Regions from separate parts of the Homo sapiens genome. Here region 1 is linked to region 2. The links are chromatin contacts, found by Hi-C in ENCODE. All regions are on one chromosome and are shown on one strand. The core of a region is the stretch at or near the end of the contact, and the rest is flanking DNA. Distances in the headings are between cores, read along the strand shown.

Region 1 (7,146 bases), core at 2,182-4,681, 5.6 Mb after region 2:
TGCACCACCACGCCCGGCTAATTTTTGTATTTTTAGTAGAGATGGGGTTTTGCCACATTGGCCAGGCTGGCAGACTCCTGACCTCAAGTGATCTGCCTGCCTCGGCTTCCCAAAGCGCTGGGATTACAGGCGTGAGAGATATAATCCATCAAATACTCTGGCTAATTTCCTGTTAACAAACATGCTATACAGGAAAACAACAACAACAAACACTTTTATTAGAACAAACACAATCGATCTACAGCCTGTATATTTTATCCCAGGCTGACTCTACATATGCCTCATTTATATCTCATGTCCTCTTGTTTAACTGTCAAATCCTATTTTCTGCAAGAAATATATGAATGACTATTCTATTACTAATCATGCTTATTTTGTTTTGTCATTGTGGTTCATATATATATATAGATACGTATACATTTTTCTTTTTTTAAACACTGACATCGAAATGATCAGATGTGCACTGTCATTTTTGAACTTGTTTCACGAGAAAGGATTATCTAATAGTTTTTTAAAATGTCATTTTCACCAGTCCTACTTAAAAAAAAATAGTAGGGAATTCTAACGCTTCATGATACATTTTTATTAATTATTTCGTTTGGTCAAATATCTCCATGTTTATATTTGTTGCAAGCCCAACATTAAATGATACCTCCCTTTTCCAGAGGATATACAGTTAAAAGAAGCTATTCACTCTGCTTCTAGCTTTTTTTTTTTTTTTTGAGACAGGGTTCTCCCTTTGTCGCTCAAGCTAGAGTGGAGTGGCTCGATCATAGCTCACTGCAACCTCCTCCTCCTTGGCTCAAGCAATCCTCCCACCTCAGCCTCCTGAGTAGCTGACACTACAGCTTATACTTGTATTATCTGCAGAGACAGGGTTTCACCATGTTACCCAGGTTGGTCATCAACTCCTGGACTCAAGCGATCCCCCAGCCTCCACCTCCCACAGTGCTGAGATTACAGGCGTGAGCCACTATGCCTGGCCAATTCTCTTTAGAGAATGTTAGATCTGCCAAAGAGTTTATGGACCATCTCAAATCCTAAATCTTTAAAAGTCCTCTATAAACCAGCTGAATCTGACCCATGTCCAAAACCCACCTCGCCCGACTTCTTTCCGCTCTTTTCCTCCTTGCAAGCTGAATTTGCAATTCCCTAAAAAACAGAGTTGCCTAAGGTTTGTAGCCAGTGTGAGTCACATGACCAATTCTTTTCTAATGAAAATGTTAGAGGATGGGATTAACATACCTTTTATAGGTAAACAATGTTGTGATTCACTTTTTTTTTTTTTTTTTGGTGGTTGTTGAGTATATTCTCTGCATTTCAGGGTGCGTATTTGAACGACAGAAATTTAATAATTTATGCAACCAAAAAGTTAACGGTGTTCCTTATGTATTAGGTAAGTCAAAATGAGCCTGGAGTGGTTTTGAATTACCACTTGGGGATAATAGATTTCAAGGCAGCATCTCCAGTGTGCTTCCTGCGTCTTGTGATGATTCCTAAATTCTGTCCACTTTTACTCGTTTGTATATACCCCATTCAAAAACAGCCAACATCAGCCTCGAAACTATGTTGTTTAAACTCAAGAGCAGTTTTGTTCCATGCTTATATTGTTGTCCATACCTTCAGCAGGACCAAGCCATAAATAAATACTTGCTGGTTTGTGTTGACTGAATGATTTAAGATAAATAAACAACCTCAAATGCCTACTGAGGCCAGATAATGTAAATGGGAAAAGCAAACAGCGGGGAGTGTGGTGAACAGGAGCACCCTAGGTTCCTCTAAAGGGTGTGGCTTCGACCACACTTCAAACCTAGTTTGCACTTTTGGAAAATGGATCCCACGTTGTCAGAGATTCTGGTTTTCCAAGAGATGCTGGAATCTGGGTTTTTCATGCAATCCCTCAATGTTTAAAATGTTGGTAATCAATTCAAATTTTTACAATACATTTTGAAGGCCAATACTGTAAACCAAACTAAGCACTTCTAGGGAGCCCATGCAACGAATTTGCAATCTTTTCATTAAACAGCACAGCTAATATGAAAACACGCTTTTTTTTTCTTTTTCTTTTTTGAGACAGAGTCTTATTCCGTCACCCAGGCTGGAATGCAGTGGCGCGATCTCGGCTCACTGCAACCTCCGCCTCCCAGGTTCAAGCGATTCTCGTGCCTCAGCCGCCCAAGCAACTGGGACGACAGGCGTGCACCACCAAGGCCGGCTAATCTTTTGTATTTCAGTAGAGACGGGGTTTCACCATATTGGCAAGGCTGGTCTCGAACTCCTGGCCTCAAACGAACCACCCGCCTCGGCCTCCCAAAGAGCTGGGATTACAGGCGTGAGCCACCGCGTTCGGCGAAAACACACATTTTCTAAGAAACTGATTGCTGGGAAGGCTACAGTGGGTAAGAGCTCTTGCTCTCTGTGGGCCTGCCTGGTTCGGAATCAGGGCAGTGCTCTCTGCCTAAGTGAACTTGGGCAATTTTCTACAAACCTCAGTTTCTGCACCCGTAAAGTAGCAACGGTTGTTCTGAGGACGGAATGAGAAAATGCATGTCAAAGTCCTTAGCATGAAGCGGCTCTCAGTAACCGTTAACCACTCCTAATTACTCCTCTTCATAATAGTAGAATTACTCATGGCCTCGCCAAACATTATGCAAATAATTTCACGTTCCCAGGTAGCTCAGCCCTCCCACAAAAGATTTGAACGTTTTCCATATGATAACGATCCACTCGTTTTTGCTAAACATCCACAATGGGCGATATCGACCTATCTGGAAGGACACACACAAATCCCTTCCCAACTCAAACACGATGTTCTTTCTGGCTGGCACCAGGGCTTCTGTTTGCAGTGACTTCCTGGGACCCGGAGCTTTCTCACAGGGCCTCTGGCATCTCCTCTGCGGTGATTAAGGTTCTTCTCATTTCCCTTCCCTGTTACTGCCCATACTCTTCAAGTTCGAAAAGTTTCCTTTTCCAATCTCTTTTCTGGGCTTGTTTACCCAAGTCTCTAATTGCCAAGGCCTCTGGTCTCTCCCCACCCACAACGTTCCTCCTGGTTAAACCCTTCCCCTCCCGCCACTCCCAGCTCCCGCCACTCCCAGCTCCCGCCACCACTGCCGCTGACGACGTCCAGCGTTTGCAGATGGTCAAAGCCGACCCCCTTCTCCTCCCACCTCGTTTTGTAAGGAAGTAATTTCGGGGCCGAGCGCTCTGCGCCCCCCGCCGCGGGTCGGCGCCGCCGCGGGTCGGGAGCGTGTCCGGGCAGGTCGCGCTCAGCGGGGTACTTCCCCGCCCGCGTCCCGCGTCCGCTCCCATAACGCCGTCTGCGGGGCGGGGACAGGGGCGGGGACAGGGGCGGGCCGGGCGTCTAGTTTCCCTACGTCACCAGGGAAGTTCTCACTGGACAAAAGCGTGGTCTCTGGCGCGGGGATCTCAGAGTTTCCCGGGCACTCACCGTGTGTAGTTGGCATCTCCGCGCGTCCGGACACCCGATCCCAGCATCCCTGCCTGCAGGACTGTTCGTGTTCAGCTCGCGTCCTGCAGCTGTCCGAGGTGCTCCAGTTGGAGGCTGAGGTTCCCGGGCTCTGTAGCTGAGTGGGCGGCGGCACCGGCGGAGATGCCTGGGAAGAAGGCGCGCAAGAACGCTCAACCGAGCCCCGCGCGGGCTCCAGCAGGTACCGACCCGCTGGGGCCAGCGAAGACCCAGGCCGGGCGGGGTCGGGGCCGGGGTCGAGGTCTCGGCTGGGGCGGGCTCAGCTCGCCGGGGCTCAAGCACAGACTGCACGGGGGTCAAGGTCGGGCCAGGTCTGTGCCCTGGCGCGAGCCTTAGGGGCGCCTCCAGAAAGTTCTTCGGGGTTTTTCCCCAGGACCGGCGGGTACGGCGGGTACGGCGAGGGACCAAGCCGGATTTGCGATTGGGATGCAGCTGCGTTTCACCAGGGGCAAAAAGCTCCTTTCCTCCTCTCTTTCCTCCTCGCCACTTGCCCTTCCCCGGGGCCACGAGGAACAAGTGCAAGTGTAGGCGGCTGTCTCTAGGAGAAAGTCATTGTCGCGGCAGAAGGGGCAGGAGAGAGCCCCGGGGACCGCCTGGACTCCCAGCGCTTCCAGAGACGGCCCCACAAGGGCCCCTGTGTTCAGGAGCCTAGAAAATCTTGTAACATTTAAATAATCGATATTGTGGGAGGTGGGGATAGGAGAATAGGAGTTAGTCCGCTCCTTTTTTTCATTCATTCATTCGCACTCCCCACCCCGATACATACAGCTCCATCGTAAGTTTTCAGGCCAGCGCCCCGGCCCCATGCTTTTTCTAAATCTAAACAGAGAACCCAGTCACTGCCCAGAGCCCGAAGTCTGTGTGGGCCATACTGCTGTTGCATCAGACGATTATACGCCCCCCCCACCTTTTAAGTTACTTTCATTTTATAGAGCTCCTGGGGCGTGCGAAGGAAGTGGTGCATTGCAAATGTGACCATGCCTAAGTTGGTAACAGGCTGCTGTCTCTGGCGCTTGTGTGGGATGGAAAAAGCTTTGTCTACCTTTTGTGATGTCTTAGGATTCTGACCTTGTTTCTTTCTGAAGGATCTTACTTATGCATAGCACTTTCTGGTCCGACTTAATTCCCAAGAACAGGAAGCAGCACAAAGTCCCTCTTAAACTTGATTTGATTGATACTAATACATTTATAGGTGTGTAATGCAATTTTTAAAAAATTAAGGAAATGACCGGGAAGTATTTTCTGCCTTGTTTTCTACATTTTTGGTGAAAGGGATAACTTTTCCACTTAGAATTCAGGGCTTCCAGTGTCGGACGCTGAATGGTATTTGGTTTTTCTTTTAGAACTGTATATTAATATATCTCAATCTCTGTAGACAACATGTCTATGTAAATACTTCCCAACATATTTGATCTTGTAGCCCATAAAGAATAACACCTTAAGGGATTTATTAGGTCTCTTGGTGTAGGAGTTAGGAAAGATTTCACTCACTTCTTGTAGAGAGAAATTGGTTGAAATATAGGTTTAAGATTTTGCTTTACTATATATTGACAGCTTTGATTTATTTTGAGCCTAAATACGGTATTTTCAGGGTCGATTTATAAAATAGACCAGATTTTAATTTGTAATCATGATTTTTTAATGTTTGTAATCATGAAGTGTACCCGAAAGACCTCAAGCTGCTCTTTGAAATATTCAAGAAAATTGAAATTATAGTCAGTATAGATACGATATTATAGTCAGTATAGTGTTAACTGCACTTACTGAAAAAAAGTGTACTTGGAAATTATAAGCATCATTTTTCTTAATATTCAGTTAGAATAACTCAATTCCAAAAAGTAGTAAACATGTGAATTAAACATTGCTTATTTTCTGCTCCTCTCATTTCCATAAAGGCAATGGATTGGTACATAATGGGGTTATAGGAAGAAGTGGGTTTACATTAAAATAGAAATGTTTAAATTATTTTAGAGAATGTGGACTTAATTTTAGAATAAGATTTTATGAGTCTTTTATGAAAAAATATCAGCGTTTTTTAACGAGAAAAAGAATACCTCTAGATTTGCCTATATAATGAGAGTATAACCTAAGCTGTAAATTATTGCCATTTGAAAATCAAATCCTACTTGAAAGCCACACAGAACTTGACTTCTGTTTCCCAGCCAACCTTAAATGAAGAGAAAAAGATGACATCATCTAAGGCTGGTGACTTATGCTACTCTTTGTAGCATTGCTTTTAAAATAAACAAAGTGGTTTTACAATGTTCTCACATCCCAAAGAATGATAATGCTACTCTTTGTGGTATTTGACATATTTGAAAGTAAGGTAACACTTGCCTCATCCAGGATGCGTTTTTTAAAAACTCAAAGTAAATGTCTTTATTCTTACCTTAACGATTGCTTTCGGTGAGTCACAATGTGTGTAAGTGTGTGTGTGTGTCACATTTGGAAAACAGGTGCACATAAAGCCAAAGTTAAGAGAAATGCTTCCTGGGATACTCAATTTGTCACTAGTGTGGGCGTATTAGGTTTTGCTGGTTACAGTCTGTAATATCATCAATGTTCATGTCCATGTTTTGCTTTCCTTCTCAGAGCTGGAAGTCGAGTGTGCTACTCAACTCAGGAGATTTGGAGACAAACTGAACTTCCGGCAGAAACTTCTGAATCTGATATCCAAACTCTTCTGCTCAGGAACCTGACTGCATCAAAAACTTGCATGAGGGGACTCCTTCAAAAGAGTTTTCTCAGGAGGTGCACGTTTCATCAATTTGAAGAAAGACTGCATTGTAATTGAGAGGAATGTGAAGGTGCATTCATGGGTGCCCTTGGAAACGGAAGATGGAATACATCAAAGTGAATTTCTGTTCAAGTTTTCCCAGATTATCATTCTTTGGGATGAGAGAACATTATAAAACCACTTTGTTTATTTTAAAGCAAGAATGGAAGACCCTTGAAAATAAAGAAGTAATTATTGACACATTTCTTTTTTACTTAGAGAATCGTTCTAGTGTTTTTGCCGAAGATTACCGCTGGCCTACTGTGAAGGGAGATGACCTGTGATTAGACTGGGCGGCTGGGGAGAAACAGTTCAGTGCATTGTTGTTGTTGCTGTTTTTGGTGTTTTGCTTTTCAGTGCCAACTCAGCACATTGTATATGATTCGGTTTATACATATTACCTTGTTATAATGAAAAAACTCATTCTGAGAACACTGAAATGTTATACTCAGTGTTGATTTCTTCGGTCACTACACAACGTAAAATCATTTGTTTCTTTTGACTCAAATTGTATTGCTTCTGTTCAGATGATCTTTCATTCAATGTGTTCCTGTTGGGCGTTACTAGAAACTATGGAAAACTGGAAAATAACTTTGAAAAAATTGGATAAAGTATAGGAGGGTTACTTGGGGCCAGTAAATCAGTAGACTGAACATTCAATATAATAAAAGAACATGGGGATTTTGTATAACCAGGGATAATAAAAAGAAAAAAGAAGTTAATTTTTAATTGATGTTTTTGAAACTTAGTAGAACAAATATTCAGAAGTAACTTGATAAGATATGAATGTTTCTAAAGAAGTTTCTAAAGGTTCGGAAAATGCTCCTTGTCACATTAGTGTGCATCCTACAAAAAGTGATCTCTTAATGTAAATTAAGAA
Region 2 (7,132 bases), core at 2,587-5,086:
CAGACACAAACACCCTCACATTCTTCATATGAAATACCTTGAACATTGTCTAGTGTTCTTCCTCTGAGCCATATGTGGCCAATTTGGCTAAGAGGAGAGAAGTAACCACTGATGCCTATTTCCTACCCTCCACTGACATGGGAGTTCATGCTTATCCTTTTAAATGTATTTAAGTTCATAATGTGCTGACTTTCTTTCTTTGTTTCTTTTTGGAGATGGAGTCTCGCTCTGTTGCCCAGGCTGGAGTGCAGTGGCATAATCATACATGACTGAAGCTTCAAACTCCTGGCTTCAAGCAATCCTCCTGCCTCAGCCTCCTGAGTAGCTGGGATTACAGATGTGAGCCACCGTGTTGGCATGTCTTGACTTCTGAAGCTCTAAAATGCCTCCAGCTTCTTTATCCACTAGCCACGCTCTGTAAATCCATGCTCCTCCATAAATTTTGTTTGACCATAATATTATTTAATTAACTATGTCTATTCTGCCTTGAAATTGTTTTCTTCATTTGGCACTTAAATATACAGTTATGACCCAAGCTCAAGACAGCTATTTCCTGAAGTTATTCTAGATTAGATCCTATTAATTAAAACTGGGAGTAGGGATTTTTAGAATCAAACCCCAAAATCCTTTTTTCCTAAAACATTCCAAAACAATGAGACACGTTAGCTTATATAAATTTTATTTTCGTGCCTCTTAATACCTTTGAGGGATGTTTATTCTCCCCACTACCAGCCGTCTGGTGTTTGAAGCAGTGAGGAAAATGGTCAGAGCTAATTGATTTCCTATATGGAGAAAACATTATTAATGAATTCTTCACTGTGGAAAATTCTGAAAAGTGGATCTGCCATTACTAGATTCATAGCCTTGAGCAAGCATGTTAATCTCTCCTAGGCTATTTCATCTTTGGTAAAATGAGGATGCTGACATCTACCCTCTAGGGCTATTATATTGAATGAAATGACCTGTTTCAAGCTTTTAGCCCTGTGCTTGATATACAGGTGTTTTATGAGTGTCCTTTTTAGTGCTGCTTCTCTTCTTTATTTCCAGCACTTGCTAAATACTTTCTGGGGTCCAGGGCAAAATGAAAATATGGGGCTTCCTTGTTAAAAAATTAAGAATTTCAAGACAAGAGCAGAATATGAAATCAAGTGTTGAGCCCTATGTGACTGCCTACGTCACATACTCATCAAGCCAGCCCTGCTTGCTCCCCTAGGATTTCCAAGGGTCTACTTTTCTATCCTTTCACGAAATTAAAAGCCACTCTTCAAATTAAACAACGGATGGGGAAATAAATGCAACTAACTAAAGAGGGCTTGATTACGTGCATTGTTTTTTAACACTGTCTCACTTAAGCAACATGTTGAATGTTAGTGAGCCTAGGGCTCTTCTAGAGAGACCGTTTTCATCTGCCATAGTATTTTAGTGTTTATATCATTTTCTATCTGGAAGAATGAAAAGAAAAACAAACTTTGGTTGTCTATTAGTAATCAGACCACTGAATGTTGTCCAAGAAGCACTTAGTGGACAAAGAGACACTCAATTCAAAAGCTCTCTATGTAGGCTGGGTCGCGGTGGCTCATGCCTGTAGTCCTAACACTTTGGGAGGCCAAGGCGGGCGGATCACTTGAGGTCAGGAGTTGGAAACCAGCCTGGCCAACATGGTGAAACCCTGTCTCTACTGAAAATACAAAAATTAGCTGGGTATGGTGGCACACGCCTGTAATCACAGCTACTCAGGTGGCTGAGGCAGGAGAATTGTTTGAACCCAGGAGGCAGAGGTTGCAGTGAGCCCAGATCGCACCACTGCACTCCAACCTGGGAGACAGACTGAGACTCTGTCTCAAAATAAATAAATAAATAACTAAATAAAATGAAAAACCACCAAACAACTATCTAGACTTATCAAACAGCTTTCACAAAGATAGCAGCCTAGCTCTCTGAACAGGTAATTTATAACCTAGATAGCAGACTTTGAAAGAACTGGTCCAGACATCTAAGAATTAAATATGCAAAGAGGAAGATTTTGTTTCCAAACCACTGAGACCCAGCTCTGCTTGTTATTCCCTTTTCTTCATGGATGCATCAACATATCCTTTAAAGCAGGGGTCCCCAGTCCCCAGGCCATGGACCAGAACCAGTCCCTGGCCTGTTAAGAACCATGCCGCATAGCAGGAGGTGAGTAGCGGGCCCGGGAGTGCAGCTTCATCTGTATTCACAGCCACTCTCCACTACTGGCATGACTGCCTGAGCACTGCTTCTTGTCAGATCAGCAGCGGCATTAGATTCTCACAGGAGCCTGAACGCTACTGTGAACTCGCATGCGAGGGATCTAGGTTGCATGCTTCTTATGAGAATCTAATGCCTGATGATCTATCACTATCTCCCATCACCCCAGATGGGACAGTCTAGTTGCAGGAAAACACGCTCAGGGCTCCCACTGATTCTACCTCATTATCTATTAAAATGTAATAATAATAGAAATAAAGTGCACAACAAATGTAACGCACTTGGATCATCCCAAAACCATCCCCCTCCCTTCTGTCTGTGGAAAAATTGTCTTCCATGAAACCAGCCCCTGGTGCCAAAAAGGTTGGGAATGGCTGCTTTAAAGGGTTTCTCAAGGTTCTAATATTTTATTTGATAAGAAGTAGAATCATATAAAAAACCAAACATATGTGTTAATTTGGGTATTTATACAGATATAGTGTATATACATACATACAGGCATGGAGGAATTTCCAAATTTCCTCTATTGTAAAACATACACATACACACACCAACACACACATGCACACATGGTATCCTAATAGAAGGCAAGGAGAATAGACATTTACTGAGCACTTCCTATGTGCCACATGTTTTATATACATTAGGATATTACAGTATATGGTAGCTTTTATCCATTCATTCAATCTCAATACTTTTTTTTTTTTTTAAGAGTAGAGCAACTGAGGCTCACAGCAGTTATGTAACCTGCCCAAAGTCACACAGCATGATGGAGGGTCTGGATTGGAGATTTTGTCTGACTACAACACTCATGTATCAAATCCTATTCAGTTTTGATGTTAAAAATTCTGTGGTTGAATTCGTCACAGTGTCTTTAAATAAAACAACAACAAACAAAACACAGCAAACCTTAACATAGTTGCTAATCATATGAGTTTACAAGGCCACCTGTGTCTTTACTATCAGTTACACTCCTTCCCACCCCATCACATTAATCACTCAGGTCTAGGGATTTGCAAGTTTGCTAACAGCCGAATGGAACAAAGACAAAACGCTAAAATTTGTGATGTGGGCCTAACTCCAAAGCCTTCAAGAAAAAAAAAAAAAGGCCAGGCGCAGTGGCTCATGCCTGTGATCTCAACACTTTGGGAGGCCTAGGAGGGTGGATCACCTGAGGACAGGAGTTCGAAACCAGCCTGACCAACATGGTGAAACCTCGTCTCTACTAAATACAAAAAAATTAGCTGGGCGTGATGGCGCATGCCTGTTAATCCCAGCTACTTGGGAGGCTGAGGCAGGAGAATCGCTTGAATCCGGGAGGCAGAGGTTGCAGTGAGCCGGTATTGCGTCACTGTTGCCCACTCCAGCCTGAGCAACAAGAACGAAACTCCGTCTCAAAAAAAAAAAAAATAGCCATTTGTGCTTTCAATCTCTCCGCTTCCGGCCTCCACCCGGCGGGAAAAAACTCCCGCACGTGGGCCTCCACGATTCCTTGGCATGCGTGTCACTCTGGGCAACAGGCTGGTCGGCCACGACTGCGCAGGCGAGAGGCACAGAGCGACTGGAGACTGTAGTCCCCCGGTTTCCCTGGAGACCAGGCGGAAGCGGCCGGAAGTAGCGCTGCGGTTGGCAGCGGCGGGATGGAGAAGCTGGGGGTGGAGCCGGAGGAGGAAGGCGGCGGCGACGACGACGAGGAAGACGCCGAGGCCTGGGCCATGGAACTGGCGGACGTGGGGGCGGCAGCCAGCTCGCAGGGTGCGCCGCAGCCAGAGGAGCCAGCGGCCTCCTTGGGTGTAAATGAGAAGGGTGGGGCAGGCGGACGCTCGGGGCGGCGGCCACTGGGGCGCGACCGTCCCCGCCCCACTCGGCTCCTCTAAGAGAGGGCTGCCTCCCTCTGCCTTGTGTTACGCGGCGGGTACCTCTAGAGGAATGGCTTCACCCAGCAGGAGTAGGGTGGGGCGCGTCCACACTACAAATACGTGTCGAGGGTTTATCTGCGCCGTCCTTTCCTCTGTGAGGGGCGAGGTGGGGCGGGAATCCCTCAGCCAGCCCGACGAAAACTGCAGAGGCTTCTGGGCCTTTTAACTTTGGAGAAGTTGAGGACCTTGTCGCTCATTTGGCAGAAGGTGGGACCCGGATCTCAGTCCTGGCAGGAAGGGATGGCTCAGAACCTAGGCGGAGTCAGGTCCGCTGTGGTCACGTCTCCGGTGACCCACTTCCAGCTCTGGTCTTTACCTTGTACCGCCCACCTCAGGGCCTGGATGTAAAGGCACCGGTTCTCATTTCCTGCTGGTTTTGTTTCATTCATTAATTTAGAGACAAGGTCTCCCTGCAGCCTCGAACCCCTGGGCTCAAGTGATCCTCCGCCCCAGCCTCTCCGTCCCGAGTAGCTGGGACAGCAGGCACGTGCCACCACACCTGGCTGATTTTCAGATTTTTTTAGATCAGGTGTAGCTGTGTTGTCCAGGCTGGTCTCAAACTCCAGCCACAAGCGATCCTTCCACCTCAGCTTCGAAAAGTATTGGGATTACAGTAGTTAGCCATCGTGCCTGGCCTTTTAAATTTTGGAACTTTAGGTTTACCTGAAAGTTGCAGAGCTAGATCCCCCTAGTGTTAACATAAACTCAGTACATTTGTCAAAACTAGGAAATTAACATTGGTATAATACTATTAATTGAACTACACGCTTTATTAATATTCTACCAGTTTTTCTGCTAACGTTCATTTTCTGTTCCAGGATCCCAACCAGAATATTGTATTGTATTTTGCCTGTCTTGTTTTTAGCCAGTGTTGAGAGAAGGAGTCGCCTCTGTCATTCCCTCCCCGACAAATAATGACCTAACAACTTTTTAAAATCAAAGAACTATTCAGTCTTTCAATTTAGTGAATATTTATTGGTGGTCTGTTATGTCCTAGACACTGTTTTAGGCACTGGCGATTTAGCATTAAACCAGATAATCCTGCTGCCATGGGAGCTAAAAATAGCCCACACTTGTACCCACTGGTTGTCTTTTGCCATTTTGTATTTCAGTTTTTGTTGGTTTGTTTGTTTTAAATGTAAGGGCATGCTGCTTAGAATAATTTTCAAGCTGTGTGAAAATCAACGTCATTTCAACTTTTCTGCCCCTTCTGGTTTACACTAAGAGCTACTATAAACTTCCAGGTGATAGTATTAGCTCTTTCATCATCCATTATTTATCACATTTTTTCCCTTCAAACTTATTACTATCCTGAGAAAAACGCAGTGCACAAACAGTAATTAAGAGGACTGAAGACCCTACCCTAAGTGGAGTTTCATGTCTTTGTAATTTTTCGATGCTTTCACACATAATCCAGGAGAAAACACGTCACTCTGCATTCTTCCTTCACAGGTACCATGTTTTAAGGAACTGTCAGTTGCTCAGAGATAATAAGCAGCCTGAATTTCTTTTTATTTCTTTGCATATTGTGCAGGAGTTCATGATCAAGTGTTGCCCACACCAAATGCTTCATCCAGAGTCATAGTACATGTGGATCTGGATTGCTTTTATGCACAAGTAGAAATGATCTCAAATCCAGAGCTAAAAGACAAACCTTTAGGTAACTGTAGATTTATAATATTTTTAATTGCATAATGATTAGATTAGCAACTCATCATGCTCATTATATACTGATTTATTAACCTTATTAAGAAAGATTTTGGAAGCAGTTCTTACAGTGCTTTATAGCTGGTCATTTTTGCTTCACTACCAAGTGTAAATTTTACAAGCCTCATTTAATAAGTGGTGAATCTGAGAATAGTGTAGTCGGCAGAACAAATGAAGAGAAAGCAGAATAAATGTTACTTTTCTGTGCTGGTTAGTAGCTTAGTTTGCTGGTCAGATTTCTTTTTCTCACTATTTGAAATTTTACAGGCTTTGTTCTCAAAAACAGCCTCTTATTACATTTTAGTGGAAGTGTTCGTCTGTCCTCCCCTTTCTGAAATTATCTCTTAAATTGTGTAACATCTAACTAACTAGTTGGATTTTGAACATAAACCTAAGTATTATTAAGACAGCAAACTTGCCGTAAAAACATAAGCATCTTTTTAAATAAAAGCCAAAATAAATTTTATATTGGATATTTGTTGATATGCTAGCTTGTTTTATCATTTTTATTATTCATATTTTAAATTGAGAAAGATAAAGAGATTTTCTTTCATGCATGCAGGAAAGATTCCTCTTTTAGTGTAAGCATAAAGAACATTTTTGGTTCACTTGCTGCTACCCTCTTGTGCCCACTTTGGCTTAATAAATCCCAATCCAGCCTAGCTGATTTACTGAAGAACAAAGGGATGACTAGTTTTTGCTACGCCAAGGTGAGTCTAGGATCTTAAAACTTTTCTAAGGGTGCCAAGGAGTTAGAATCAGGGGACCTAAGTTTTTTCTCCTGAAGGCATTTCTGAGTAGTAGCACTGTGTTATAAGATGTTCTGTAGATAATGCTTAATAAAAAAACTGTAATTAAGTACGAATGAATGATTATTGGGAAGTGAGGGATATGAATGCTCCATGTTTTTGGGGGAAAACGAAAGTAGTCTTTCATTTTGTTTTTGTTGTTGTTGTTGAGAAGGGGTCTCACTCTGTAGCCCAAGCTGCAGTGCAGTGGTGCGATCTTGGCTTACTGCAAGCTTTGCCTCTGGGGCTCAGGTGATTCTCCTGCCTCAGCCTTCCAAGTAGCTGGGACTAGAGGTGTGCGCCACCATACTCGGTTAATTTTTTTGTATTTTTAGTAGAGACGGTTTCACCATGTTGCCCTGGGTGGTCTCGTATGCTTGAATTCAGGCGATCCACCTGCCTTGGCCTCCCAAAGTGCGGGGACTACAGACGTGAGCCACCGTGCCCGACCAGTAGTGACATGCAGTGATGAGGCCATATAATGTAATGCTC

Evidence for each region. Hi-C counts contacts between places; a loop is a spot of excess contacts on that map. Pooled maps may share reads with other maps.
Region 1: a map of naive thymus-derived CD4-positive, alpha-beta T cell shows a loop between it and region 2 (14-fold over the local background). The contact joins the promoter of PMAIP1 here to the promoter of POLI in region 2. A Hi-C loop is called at or near these places in 2 of 168 maps with a recorded cell type or tissue (both naive thymus-derived CD4-positive, alpha-beta T cell), 1 of 37 single-sample maps with no recorded cell type and 8 of 50 pooled maps.

Annotation. Positions count from the first base shown.
Region 1 is chr18:59,896,565-59,903,710 of GRCh38, forward strand. PMAIP1 (phorbol-12-myristate-13-acetate-induced protein 1) reads left to right here and starts at 3,432. Exons shown (of 2, transcript NM_021127.3): 1 at 3,432-3,671; 2 at 6,083-7,146. The coding sequence starts at 3,614. The coding sequence ends at 6,189. RefSeq lists an enhancer at 2,521-3,272 and silencers at 3,029-3,438, 3,589-3,798.
Region 2 is chr18:54,265,681-54,272,812 of GRCh38, forward strand. It overlaps POLI (DNA polymerase iota), which reads left to right and starts at 3,837. Exons shown (of 10, transcript NM_007195.3): 1 at 3,837-3,981; 2 at 5,680-5,805. The coding sequence starts at 3,867. It overlaps LOC124904307 (a long non-coding RNA gene), which reads right to left and starts at 4,225. Exons shown (of 2, transcript XR_007066379.1): 1 at 4,146-4,225. RefSeq lists enhancers at 3,199-3,348, 3,609-3,738, 4,269-4,318 and a silencer at 3,949-4,198.